Regions from separate parts of the Homo sapiens genome. Here all the other regions are linked to region 2. A link is a contact called in ENCODE Hi-C or POLR2A ChIA-PET data. All regions are on one chromosome and are shown on one strand. Each heading gives the region's core, a stretch centred on a gene start or an enhancer-like site at or near the end of the contact. The rest is flanking DNA. Distances are from core to core; before and after follow the strand shown.

The links. A loop is a pair of places that touch in the nucleus more often than their neighbours do. ChIA-PET counts read pairs that join two places held with the same protein, here RNA polymerase II (POLR2A). Pooled maps may share reads with other maps.
Region 1: a loop to region 2 is called in a pooled map, with 8 times the contacts of the local background. The contact joins the promoter of ELOVL2 here to the promoter of SYCP2L in region 2. A Hi-C loop is called at or near these places in 2 of 37 single-sample maps with no recorded cell type and 8 of 50 pooled maps. POLR2A ChIA-PET finds 5 or more read pairs at or near these places in 2 of 52 experiments (HEK293T and OCI-LY7).
Region 3: a loop to region 2 is called in a map of K562, with 6 times the contacts of the local background. The contact joins the promoter of TMEM14C here to the promoter of SYCP2L in region 2. A Hi-C loop is called at or near these places in 1 of 168 maps with a recorded cell type or tissue (K562), 4 of 37 single-sample maps with no recorded cell type and 3 of 50 pooled maps. POLR2A ChIA-PET finds 5 or more read pairs at or near these places in 3 of 52 experiments (H1, K562 and WTC11).

The regions. Positions count from the first base shown.
Region 1 is chr6:11,041,681-11,046,056 of GRCh38, reverse strand. It overlaps ELOVL2 (ELOVL fatty acid elongase 2), which reads left to right and starts at 1,752. Exons shown (of 8, transcript NM_017770.4): 1 at 1,752-1,829. The coding sequence starts at 1,827. ELOVL2-AS1 (ELOVL2 antisense RNA 1) reads right to left here and starts at 2,299. Exons shown (of 5, transcript NR_038964.1): 1 at 2,232-2,299. RefSeq lists enhancers at 221-721, 722-1,222 and a silencer at 1,657-1,856.
Region 2 is chr6:10,884,465-10,888,599 of GRCh38, reverse strand. SYCP2L (synaptonemal complex protein 2 like) reads right to left here and starts at 1,548. Exons shown (of 30, transcript NM_001040274.3): 1 at 1,465-1,548. The coding sequence starts at 1,473. RefSeq lists an enhancer at 1,613-2,381.
Region 3 is chr6:10,720,731-10,724,677 of GRCh38, reverse strand. It overlaps TMEM14C (transmembrane protein 14C), which reads right to left and starts at 1,608. Exons shown (of 6, transcript NM_016462.4): 1 at 1,437-1,608; 2 at 45-108. The coding sequence starts at 64. RefSeq lists an enhancer at 712-1,608 and silencers at 1,548-1,677, 3,922-3,947.

The DNA.
Region 1 (4,376 bases), core at 503-3,002, 160 kb before region 2:
TTTGGGCCACACTTTTTTATAAAAATATGCCAGCATTAAATAGAATATCACTTTCTGATTCTCAAATGCATCAAATTGATAACAAATCAATAACTAGTACTTTTGTACCAGATATTTTTCTAGAGTTTTACCCATATTAATTTAACCCTAACAGCTACATGTAATGTTAAGTGCTATTTTATCCCAAATTCGTAAATCAGGAAACTGGAGCATAGACAGTTTAGGTAACCAACCCAATACCACACACCCAGTATGTGGCAGAGCTGACTCCTGAGATTTTTATCAGACTAGGTTAACCTGTTTATGGTCATAAAATCATCCGCCTTTTATAAACAAATATATGCCTAATATTTACCACTTCAGCTACAGAAATTCTATATTAGGAAGAAAAACTCTCTATTAGGAAACTATATATTAGGTGATTGTATGACAGTTAAGATTTAGCCCCGGTACCTACAGTTACTCACTCTGCTACTGCACAAAACTCTGCAAGGGCTCCCACACCGCCCCAGGTGTGGGATGCTAAGTGTATGGTGCAGGTACCTCCGTGCACAGCCACACGGGCTGCTCTCAACCCCAATAAACATGTTTACCACATGAGCCTCACATGTGGTAAACATTTTTTTTTTTTTTTTTTTTTTTTGAGACAGGGTCTCATTCTGTCGCCCAGGCTGGAGTGCAGTGGCGTGATCTCGGCTCACTGCAGCCTCCACCTCCAGGGCTCAAGCCATCCTTCACCTCAGCCTCCCGAGTGGCTGGGATCACAGGCGCAGGCCACCACACCCAGCTAATTTTTGTATTTTTTATTTAAGAGGCGGGGTTTCGCCATGTTGCCCAGGCTGGTCCCGAACTCCTGACCTCAAGTGATTCGCCTGCCTCAGCCTCCCAAAGTGCTGGGATTACAGGAGGGAACCACCACGCCCGCCAACTTCCCATGCTTGAGGGAGAAATGGAAGAAAGTTCATGTAATACTCAGGCAAGTCCAATTTTTTCGACGTCTTTCACTTGGGCCACACACACAACTAAAGTAACTAGAAGCGCAGGCTCTAGGAGGCCACCGTTCTGTTCACAGTGAAGAGGGTGCGCTCACCGTTGGTCGTGTCCGCTGGAAGCCCCGCGTCAGGCCGGGAGCGGGACAGAGACTCTTGCTCAGGGCCGTTATCCGAACTGATCCGCTTCCCACCGCACCCCCAGAGAAACCCACCCAACCCCCTAAACCTAAGAAACCCAGACTGCGCAAACCTGCAGGAACAGAGCCATTTCCCCCTAATGTGTGCTTCAAACCCACCGAAGCCCAACTGTAAGCAAGACCAGCGTGCCCGCCCTGCACGATACTGCTTCTCCCCGCAGCAGCGGCTGCCGATCTGGGCAGCGGGTGGGTATTCCTGGGGCTCCGTGGACGTTGAGCCGCCGCGCGAAACCGGCGCCGGCTGGACCTGCAAATCGCCGCCCGGCCGGCAGGGGACGCCGCGGACGCGAGGGCGAGGTCGGTCGCCCAGGAGGGGGCGCGCGAGGCCGCAGGGGCGGGGGGCGCCGCCTCACTTGCCCTGCGCCCCTCCCCCGCGCGCCCTCCTGGCGCGGCGGCCGGCGAGGCCCCTGTGGGAGAGGGGGCGGGGACGAAACGGCCCCGAGGCTCGGAGCGCCGCGCGGCGGCGGCGCGAGCCCGAGGGGGCGGGGAGGCGCGGGCGGGTGTGCGCGCGCCGGGCGTGGGTGTGGGTGGGGGTAACCGGCGCGGGCGCCGAGATAGCGCCGGGCAGAGGGACCCGGCTACCCTGGACAGCGCATCGCCGCCCGCCCGGGTCGCCGCGCCACAGCCGCTGCGGATCATGGTGAGTGGGGCCGCGCGCCGCCACCGACACCGCCGCGCTTTCTTTCTCTCCTGGACCCACGCACCGGGCGGGAAAGGGCCGAGCGGGCGCCGGCGCGGGCGCTGCGGGTTCGCCGCTGGAACCCGCTACCCTCGGAGGGGCCGGGTCCGCGCGGGCCTGGGGAGCGGGAGCTGAGCGTTTGGGCCGGGGGCGCGCGGGTCGGCCCGAGGCCCGCGGGTCTCGGGAACTTTGTCTCGGTCCCCTCTCCCCGGTCCCGCCCCGGCACCTCGAGGCGCCCGCTCGCGCCCAGTCCCCTGTTGCATGCACGGGGCCGGGCGCCCGGGATGCCCGAGGAAGCCGCCCCTCCTTCGCGGCGGCCATTCCCGCGCGCAGCCCACCCTCCGACCCTCCGGACCCCCGAACCTGCTCTCGCCACCGCCCGCCGACGCCTGGAGCGGAGAACGGCGTTTCCCGCGCGCGGCACACACCCTGCCTCGGGAGTTCTGGGGTTCGGGCCCTAACGGTCAAGCTCTTGCCCCTCTCCTCCCTTCACCGCGCCTGCACCCCGGGGGTGTGTCTGTGCACTCGTGGGTGCCTCCTGGGTTTGCAGATTGGCTTGGGAAGCGGCTGGGTTTCTATCAGTGTCTGGGCTCGGAGGGGCTTCTGGTGTGTTCTTTCCGACAACTCCTCTCTCTGCCCGATTTCCCAGGCCAGTCCTCCACTCTGGATTAGTAACGCTTCTTTCTCCTCGGCAGTAAGCTGTGTGTGTGTGTGTGTGTGTTCACCCGTGTCCGATGAACTGCCTGACAGTAAGCTGTGTGTGTGTGTGTGTGTGTGTGTGTGTTCACCCGTGTCCGATGAACTGCCTGACAGTTTTAGTAGCAGAGCCTGGTTCTTTGGTTACAAAGGGAGAACATCTGTTGTGCCATCCTCAAAGGACTGGTCTTTAGGCAAAATGTGAAATCCGCGTTTGTCTTCAGTGGTCCATATTCAGTGTTTGCCTCACCCCCTTCCCGTAGGGTTTTCTCTCCACTTCAGGACTTGTTAAAATAAGCGCACTTCCTTTCTCTTCCCCACTCCATCTGATTTTGCTCTGGCTACCCTTTTAGGCACGTACCATCTGCCTGATTATGTGTGACCACTTAATCTTAAAATTCCAACCTTTCCTACCCCGCCCACCACAGTGTATATTCCCCTTGCCTGCTTCATTTGTCTTCTCTTGAGCATGTATTAGTTAGCGTACTGCATATTTTGTTTCTTTAGCTTGTTTCTTGAACGTCTCCTCTACCAGAATATAGGTTTCAGGAAGACACAGATTTTTGTCATTTCGTTCATTGCTTGCTAGATTTCTAGTACCTACAGCAGTGCCTGGCGCACAGTAGGTACTTGATAACTCTTTTGAATTAACCCAATAAAGCAAGCTGCTTTATGTTAATGCACAGGTGGGGAGTAACTGCAAAGATTATGCAGTTGACATTTGTAATGATGAGAGTCTCAAGTGAAGTTTGGGAGGAGGGAGATACTCCCGACAGGAGGGACCCGATTTTGGCAGCCTTCAATGACGAGTCTAGGCGGCTATCTCTTATGCCTTGTCTGTCGCTTCATGCTCTTTGCACCTTGGCATCAGAGTGGACAAAGCATTTTTAGGACCAACTGGCTCTCCTTTTGGGCTCTGAAGCTTTGTCCTAAAGTATAGGTAGGAATTGTAGTGAGTAAGGGAATAAGTCCAAGGAAATCTCTTTAGCTGAATAGGAAAGTCATGGGAATGTTAACCTAAAAGAGCTAAAATCAAGGGCAAGCTCTTGAAAGCTTTATCCTGCCCAAGTGTGATGCTTCCTGTTTAGATAAGTATTTCTCAGAAACTGTGGGTCTTCAGAGGAATTTTTTTTTAATACCCAAATCCAAATTGTATTACTTTTTTCTTCTTTCTTTTTTTGTGGCAGGGTCTCACTCTGTCACCCAGGCTGGCATGCAGTGATGCAATCTTGGCTCACTGCAACCTCCACCTCCTGGGCTCAAGTGATTCTCGTGCCTCAGCCTCCTGAGTAGCTGGGATTACAGGCGCACGTCACCACACCAGGCCAATCTGTGTATTTTTGGTAGAGACAGAGTTTCACCATGTTGTCCAGTTTGGTCTCTAACTCCTGACCTCAAGTGATCAACACCCACCTCGGCTTCCCAAAGTGCTGGAATTACAAGGCATGAGCCACCATGCCCGGCTGAAATCGTATTACTTTAAAAAAAAAATGGGCAGGGAGTAGGAAAGTTAGGGGGTTGAATTTATAAATAACTTAGTGGGTCAGTTCAGAGAGACATCCTTTTCAATACATGTCCAATATGAACTGTCTTGTAAGATATCTCTGCTAGTTAGTCTTATTATTCCAAAATAAATATTTTTTCTTTCAAATTTCCTTTTGTTTTTCTATAATGTGGATTTATGGCATTGGTTTTTTAAAAATTAGTCTGGAGAAATGTATTAATTGGAAACAAATTGTTTAATAAAATTTACATAAGTTTTTGAAAATTATGTAATTATAGCTATGACTATGTAAGTTCAGCAGTTCTGTG
Region 2 (4,135 bases), core at 299-2,798:
TTGCAAATTCCAAAGAAATGCTTCCTGTTTCTGGAATTTCTGGAGCCACTCTAGTACACAGAAAGGTATCCCCCTTCTGTGAAGATCATGTGGCAGCTTTTGTGGGTAGGAACCTGACAGGAAAATCAGAAAGTGGGATGGTTTAGGCAGAAAAGATCGTTAGATTCTCTGAGATTCAGTCTCCTCATTTAAAAAACATGATGATAGCCGGGCGCTGTGGCTCACGCCTGTAATCCCAGCACTTTGGGAGGCCGAAGCGGGCAGATCATGAGGTCAAGAGACAGAGACCATCCTGGCCAACATGGTGAAACCCCGTCTCTACTAGAAATACAAAAATTACCCTGGCGTGGTGGCGCGCGCCTGTAGTCTCAGCTACTCGGGAGGCTGAGGTAGGAGAATCGCTTGAACCCGGGAGGCAGAGGTTGCAGTGAGCCAAGATCACGCCACTGCACTCCAGCCTGGGCGACAGAATGAGACTCCGTCTCAAAAAAAAAAAAAAAAAAAAAAAAAAAAAAAAAAAAAAAAAAAAAAAAGATGGTAACACCTATATGGAAGGATTGGAGTGAGGACTGACTGACAGAATGTCTGTAATGTTCTTAGCATAGTGCCTGGGCACATAAAAATGGCTCAGTGAATGGCAGCTTTCAATGTAACAGGGATGGAGAGGGTGAGGAGGTTATGCTTAAGTGCTCTGAATTTAAGCGTAGCTTGATGTTAGAAAGGTTTCTGTCCCAAATCTGTTTCCCCATGGCTGGGAAGATGGCGCCAGATGACAGATGGATTTTATGGAGAACAAGAGTGAGTTCCTGGATCTAGGCAAGCAGTTACCCCTGGCTATCAGAATCACCTGGCGTCCTCACTAACAAACTAACAAACTACCGGCCCACCGTAGACCAATTACATCAGAATTTCTACCACCAGGAACCCAGGCAGAAGAATGTTAGAAACACGCCCCAGGTGGTTTTTGTTTGTTGTTTTTGGCGTCCCTGGGTGGGCTCAAACTTCATGTGTTTTTTTTTATTATTTATTGATAAGTAATAATTGTAGCTTTATCTTAGGGGCTGTCCTTTGTCGTTCGGTTAAATGAAGTCCCAGCACTTGGGGTTGCTTAACACTTCTGCACTTTCTACGCAGCAAGGTGGAAAGAGGGCTGGAAAACCGGCTAGGAAAATACGCAAAGCAACTAGAAAAGAACTATCTCATTGCTTTCCGAACACGAATTCTCCGGTTCCCCTTTCCCTGAGCGCTATTTAGCTAGGGATCCGAGGTTTCTATTCTGCCTGGTCTCCCCGCAGGCTGCCAATACACTCCGAGCAAACCCAAGGAGGTGGCGGGGGACTATGCCCAGCACCCGGTCTCTGAGCGAACACCTCAAGGCGGCAGAACCTGAGCCCCAGGGACCCCGCGCCCTCGCGCGCCCTAGCACTGTGGACAGAAGGTCCGGGCCCTTCGGGGGTCACTCACCGCTTGCATAACGAGGCTTCTTCGTTCCTGAAGCGACGCGCCGCTCAGCTTTGTTGCGCTCGGTCGGCCCTCTCCTGCTTCCCCGCCCAAGAGCCCCGCCCGCTGGGGGCGCTGCCGAAAGAGCCCTGGTGGCGGACCGCTCTTCGAGTCGAGTCTTCTTCCGCAACTGTAATTGACGAATCCGCCCCCTGAAGTTTACTAGAGCTCTGTGTTTTGAGACTCAAGAAGCGCGTGCAAGTAACTAGCGCACACAGGCCAAACCACCTGGGCGCACGCACTCACCCTTTAAGAGAAAGCCAGCACTCAAAGGATGTGAACTACGTCATTTAAACGTTCCTTATTTGCGAAATTCCAAACAGATAGGCGTTCGCTTTGTGGTAGCTGTTCCAAGTTTTTGCCCCGCCTTAAAAAGCCAGAGGGGCGGCCAGGCGCGGTGGCTCACGCCTGTAATCCCAGCACTTTGGGTGGCCGAGGCTGGTGGATCACTTGAGGTCAGGAGTTCAAGACCAGTCTGGTCAACATGGTGAAACCTTGTCTCTACTAAAAATACAAAAAATTAGCCGGGCGCGGTGCACGTGCCTGTAATCCTAGCTGTTGGGGAGGCTGAGGCAGGAGAATCACTTGAACCCGGGAGGCGGAGGTTGCAGTGAGCGGAGATCTCGCCACTGCACTCCAGCCTGGGGGACAGAGTGAGACTCCGTCTCAAAAAAAAAACAGCCAGAGGAGCAGTTTTTGGTCCATTGATGTGTGCAGACAGAAGCCGAACCCTTTCCTATGGTAACCAGACTTGTACCCGATATTATTAATACATTCCTGATTTCACACACACACAAAGTGTGTTTGGTGGTTGTTTTTTAAGTACCGTGGTGGGGAGGAAGGGGAATTTTTTTTTTTAATCAAAGCAAATAGTTTTGTTTTTGTTTTTGTTTTTTTGTTTCTTTGTTTGCCTATTTCCTTTAACCTGACAAGTATGCGTACCAATGGCTAGGCTGATTCGGATAGGTGGCCAGTTGTGTGAACACGGTGGCAAAATTAAATTGGACTAGAGTTTTCCACAAAAAACAAAAAAAAGACCCCTCCAATCCAAACATCCTTTGTGTAAAAATCAACTTGTATTATAACTAGACCTGTGAGTATTTCAAGTCATAATATGTACGGAAGATATTTGTCTACACCAAAGCAAAACATAACAAAACCAGAACCCCTGTTAGCCCAGGACTTGCACACATTTCTAGTCCGTTCAAAACAATGTTTATGTCAAAGCCTGTCATATCAATTTCCTGGAAAGTATAATGTAAACATTCTTACATTAATTTACCTATTTTAATCTAAACCAAGGAAATTCAAACGCAAGTTTTTTTCCTTTTCAATGAATGGACTTTTGTAATATTAAACTAGTAATCAAGACAGGAACAGCTGTGAGTATAAGCTATTGTGAGTCAATACAAATATAATACCAGGGCAAGAAAGAAACAATGAATAATAAGAAGCAATAAACAAAATACTACAGTTTAAATGAATTTTAAGAGAATATTTAAAAATTAGAGTTTTCATAATATTAGATAGAAAACTTAATCATCTATTATTTTCAGGCTTTGGGGGAAAACATGTCCTTCCAAAGTCTATGGTGCAATGCATTCAAATCTTTAAGAGAAATTAAAAATAACAGAATAGGCAAAATACCTTTTATCTGGTTTTTTTTTTACTTTGATTAGCTTCTTTTACTAACATGTTTTGTCTTAATATAATTTATGGCAACTTGAAATGCATACTCTAATTCTTCTCAAACTAAATATAGTAGAGGCTCTATGACATTTCTTTGGATACCAGAATCCCTTTAGAAATTAATTGATTTGCCTTTTACATAAAAAAGTTTTATTTATTTATGTTTTTGACGGGTCAGGTCTCTCTAGGAACATTCCAAAAGCACAGAGACAAGAACTATTCTAGCACTGCAATAAGACCAAAAATTAATTTCTATGCATTTTCAGAGGTAACTTTAAATCACCATTTTAAAGTTATTTTTAGAACATTTGAAAGGATAAGTTATCTTAGACTACAACATTTAATGAAATACTATAATTAAAATGGATAATCAATAAATTTTCATTCAATTTTGGAAGACAAAACAACACGAAAAGCAACTGAATCAACAGGAGTTTCGGGGACCTTTGGCAGACAGTTAATAAGATGAAAAATCTGTGAATGAAACTCGTGGGTGAAGAGTAGACAGATCTCTTCGTTCCCAGCTAGACCTCAGTGGCGACCATTTGAGAGTGATTTTAATCAGAAACCTTGACTGACAGGACCTTTTAGGAGGGGAGAACTTCGGGAGAAAGGAGGCTGGGAATGAACAAATCACTTTCTTCTGCTAGGACCCTTCGGCTTTGACTGGGAGGAGGACCCCAGCTAGAAGATAAAGGAGGAAAAAATCGCGAGGAACTGCTCGAAGTTGGCCTTTCTTCCCAACAGAGTTCGCTGGTCCGCTGCCACTGGCAGGCTTCTCTGACCGACTGGGATACTTTTTCTTTCTTCTTTCCTTTTCTTTTTTTTTTCTTTTTCTTTTCTTTCTCCTTCCTTGCTTCCTTCCTCTCTCTCTCTCTCTTTCTTTCTGTCTTTCTTTCCTTCCTTTTTTTTTTTTTTTTTTTTGAGACAGGGTCTCGTTCTGTCG
Region 3 (3,947 bases), core at 359-2,858, 160 kb after region 2:
TTCCAGAAGCTCCTGGCTACTCCATACCCATTTACTGCACTCACACTGAGCCAGTGTCCTGCATTTTTCTCTTCTCTGTCCAGACAGGAGACTACCCCAGGCCTGCACCTGCAGAAAACAAGCTGGATCAGAGGTAGTTAAAAGCACAGCTCTCCAGCAGTCAGAAAGAAGTGTGTCCAACCTGCAAGCTACGCAACCTAAGTCTCAGTATTCTTCACTGTACCATGAGGATAACACTGGTACCGATTTCCTGGGGCTGTAGTGAGCATTCAATGGATGTCACATGTAAAGGTGCTTAGCACCTAGTAAACCCTGAACAGATGCTGACCATTGTCATGAAAACCTCAGTTTTAATCACATAGGCCCACGGGAAACTCAGCAAGATCCACTGACCAGCTCTAAAATCAGGGAATGTGTTAGTCATTTCATCAGCTACCCATGTTATCACTAAATTCAAAAGCAAATACTCCCGTGCCCTTAATCCAACTACTTTAATGTCTCTTTTGAGGGGAGGTAGGGGTGTTGCTTTTCATCCCTGCTGCAACAGCCAATTTCAAAGCTCAACTTTTTTAGAAACTTCTGCGTCCAACTCACAGTTCTTGTTAGGAGGGCAGTAGTAGGAGAGGATAAAATATACGGAAACAGTGGTCATATTCACATGTGACACTACACCCTTGGAAAAACAGCTTCTATTTTCTTACAGAAAGTATCCTGTGTCCAGTGAGCCAAAAGATGAAAGCAATGCATACCCCGTTTATTCTGTTTAAAGAATTAGGCCAAGCGCAGTGGCTGACGCCTGTCATCCCAGTACTTTAGGAGGCCGAGGCGGGCGGATCACCTGGGGTTAGGAGTTCAAGACCAGCCTGGCCAACATAGTGAAACCCATTGTCTACTAAAAAATATAAAAAAATTAATCGCGCATGGTGATATGCGACTGTAAATCCCAGCTACTTGGGAGGCTGAAGTGGGAGGATGGCTTGAGCCCAGGAGGCAGAGGCTGCAATGAGACATATTCAGGCAACTGCACTCAAGCATGGGCGACAGAGCAAGTCCCTCCCTCAAGGACAAAAAAAAAAAAAAAAAGAATTAAGTTTCCATAAAACAGGGAAGGGCAGCGGGCTTGGGATCTTGCCCACAGTTCTTAACTCGAGACGGCACCGAGTAAGGGAGGCTTTTAAAGAGATGGAGCAAGAAAATCACCAAGAAACGAGGCAACACTATGCTACATGGGTAAGCCTTTGCCTCAGGAGCCCAGGGGCTCCGCGCATCCACAACTTCTTTTAAAAGCAGAAAATACCCAACGAGAAAAGCACCGACCACACGGCCTGAAGGCCCGCTGAATCGGGGGGACGAAAAGCAGACGGCCGTGAAACTCCTAAATAATCCCTAAAAGTTAAAAGTGGCAGAAAATAAGAATAATCCCCAAATACTCGCACCGGTCTCACGAAGGCCCCGGCTGTCTACAAGGGCGCGCAAGCCGCAGGAATGACTGCGAGGTGTCGCCGGAAATGCAGCGGCGGGCGCTCTCCGTCCCGGTGGCGGGGCGAGGAGAGGGGAGCGGCTCTGTTGTGCCTGCGCAGTGTACCGGGAGAGGGGCGGTCAGAGAATGGGGACGGTGCGGGCGGGGCTTGAGCCGCCAAGTAGCAGCATGCGCCCTGCATTCAGCGGGTGGAGAGTGGGGCGGGGCATCGCGGCGAGCTCCTGAGTCCAGGGAACGCGGCGGGGAATCTCTGTGCTTCCCCTGTCCGCAGCGCCTGCAGGGCCGACCAGTATCAGTCCCAGGTCCAATCCTGAGTGGCCAAAAGCAGGAGACCCGGAGTTGGACCTGGGACTTGCACAAGCCGGACCACGTGAGCTCGGCCACGCCAGAGGTGAGGCCACCGCTGCGGGACCAGGGAATCTGAGGCTGGATTTTGAAGGACCCCATTAATAGAGGAACAAGTTACAGGGTATAAACCAGATGCAGGCCATCAGGGAGGAGTGTCACTCAAGCCCGATCTTGTCTACACCAGGAAGGGCCTGCCTGGAAGAAAATACGGGGGCTGCAGAATAATGTGGCTCAAAGCCAAATATCCGTTTGTTTTAGGGAGTGAGGCTGCTTGAGAAGCATCTTAAAGGGGGATGGGGAGTAAGTTAAACCTGATTTTTACCCAGCTCTGTGGACCCAAAATATCCACAGCATATTATCTCCATTCCCACTTGGAGTCACTCCTATTCCGTTTCCTGCACCACCATTCTCTTAGTTGCTCTACACTAAAATTTGCTGTCATCGTTGACTTCTCCCTCTCCATCCCCTACAAGTATCAACATACACAAATCTGACCAATATAATTGTCAGTGAATAAAGCGAATTCCAGCCAAGTTTTTTTTTTTTTTATGTGGAGTCTCACTCTATTGCCCAGGCTGGAGTGCAGCGTATGATCTTGTCTCACCACTACCTCTGACTCCCATGTTCAACTGATTCTCCTGCCTCAGCTGCCTGAGTAGCTGGGATTATAGGCCTGTACCACCACCCCTGGCTGCCAGGCTAATTTTTGTTATTTTTAGTGGAGATAGTGAGAGATCACAACGTGCCAGTGTGTTCAAAATTGATGGCTTCTTGGTCTGACTTGAGAAAGCTGCAGACCCTCGCGATGAGTGTTAGTTCTTAAAAGCAGTGTCTCTAGAGTTTTTCTTCCGATGTTTAGAAGTATTCAGGGAGTTTTTCTGCTGGTGGGTTTGCTGTCTCACTGGCTCAACGAGCAAAGCTACAGACCTCTGTGGTGGATGTTAAAGCTCTTAAGGCAGTGTGTCTGGAATTGTTTGTTCTTCCCGGTGGGATCGTGGTCTCCCTAGCTTTGGACTGGCTCAAGGAGCAAAGCTACAGACTTCTATAACGAATGTTAAAGCTCTTAAGGCAGTGCGTCTGGAATATGTTTGTTCTTTCCGGTGGGATCGTGGTCTTCGTAGCTTTGGGAGCAAAACTGCAAATCTTCGCAGTGAGCGTTACCACTTGTAAAGACAACACAGGACCTAAGCACCGAGCAACAGCAATATTTGTTGCAAAAAGAAAAAGAGAAAGAACAAAGCCTCCTCCACATAGAAGAAAACCCAAGTGCGTTACAACTACTGGCTTGGGCAGCCTGCTTTTATTCTCTTATCTGGCCCCACCCACATCCTGCTGATTGGTAGAGCCGAGTGGTCTGTTTTGACAGGGTGCTGATTGGTGCGTTTACAATCCCTGAGCTAGATACAAAAGTTCTCCACGTCCCCACCAGATTAGCTATAGAGTGTCCACACAAAGGTTCTCCAAGGTCCTGCCAGAGTAGCTAGATACAGAGTGTGGATTGGTGCATTCACAAACCCTGAGCTAGACACACGGTGCTGACTGGTGTGTTTACAAACCTTGAGCTAGATACAGAGTGCCGATTGGTGTATTTACAATCCCTAAGCTAGACATAAAGGTTCTCCACGGTCCCCACCAGAGTAGCTAGATACAGTGTCCATTGGTGCATTCACAAACCCTGAGCCAGACACAGGGGGCTGATTGGTGTGTTTACAAACCTTGAGCTAGATATAGAGTGCCAATTGGTGTATTTACAATCCCTGAGCTAAACATAAAGGTTCTCCACCTCCCCACCAGACTTAACCCAGCTGGCTTCACCCAGTGGATCCCACACCAGGGCTGCAGGTGGAGCTGCCTTCCAGTCCTGCGCCCTGCGCCCACACTTCTCAGCTCTTGGGTGGTTGATGGGACTGGGCCCTGTGGAGCAGGGGGTGGTGCTCATCAGGGAGGCTCGGGCCCTACAGGAGCCCACGGAGGTGGTGGGAGGCTCAGGCATGGCGGGCTGCAGGTTCCGAGCCCTGCCCCGTCGGAAGGCAGCTAAGGCCCCGCGAGAAATCCAACGCAGCGCCGGTGGGCTGGCACTGCTGGGGGACCCAGTACACCCTCTGCAGCCGCTGGCCTG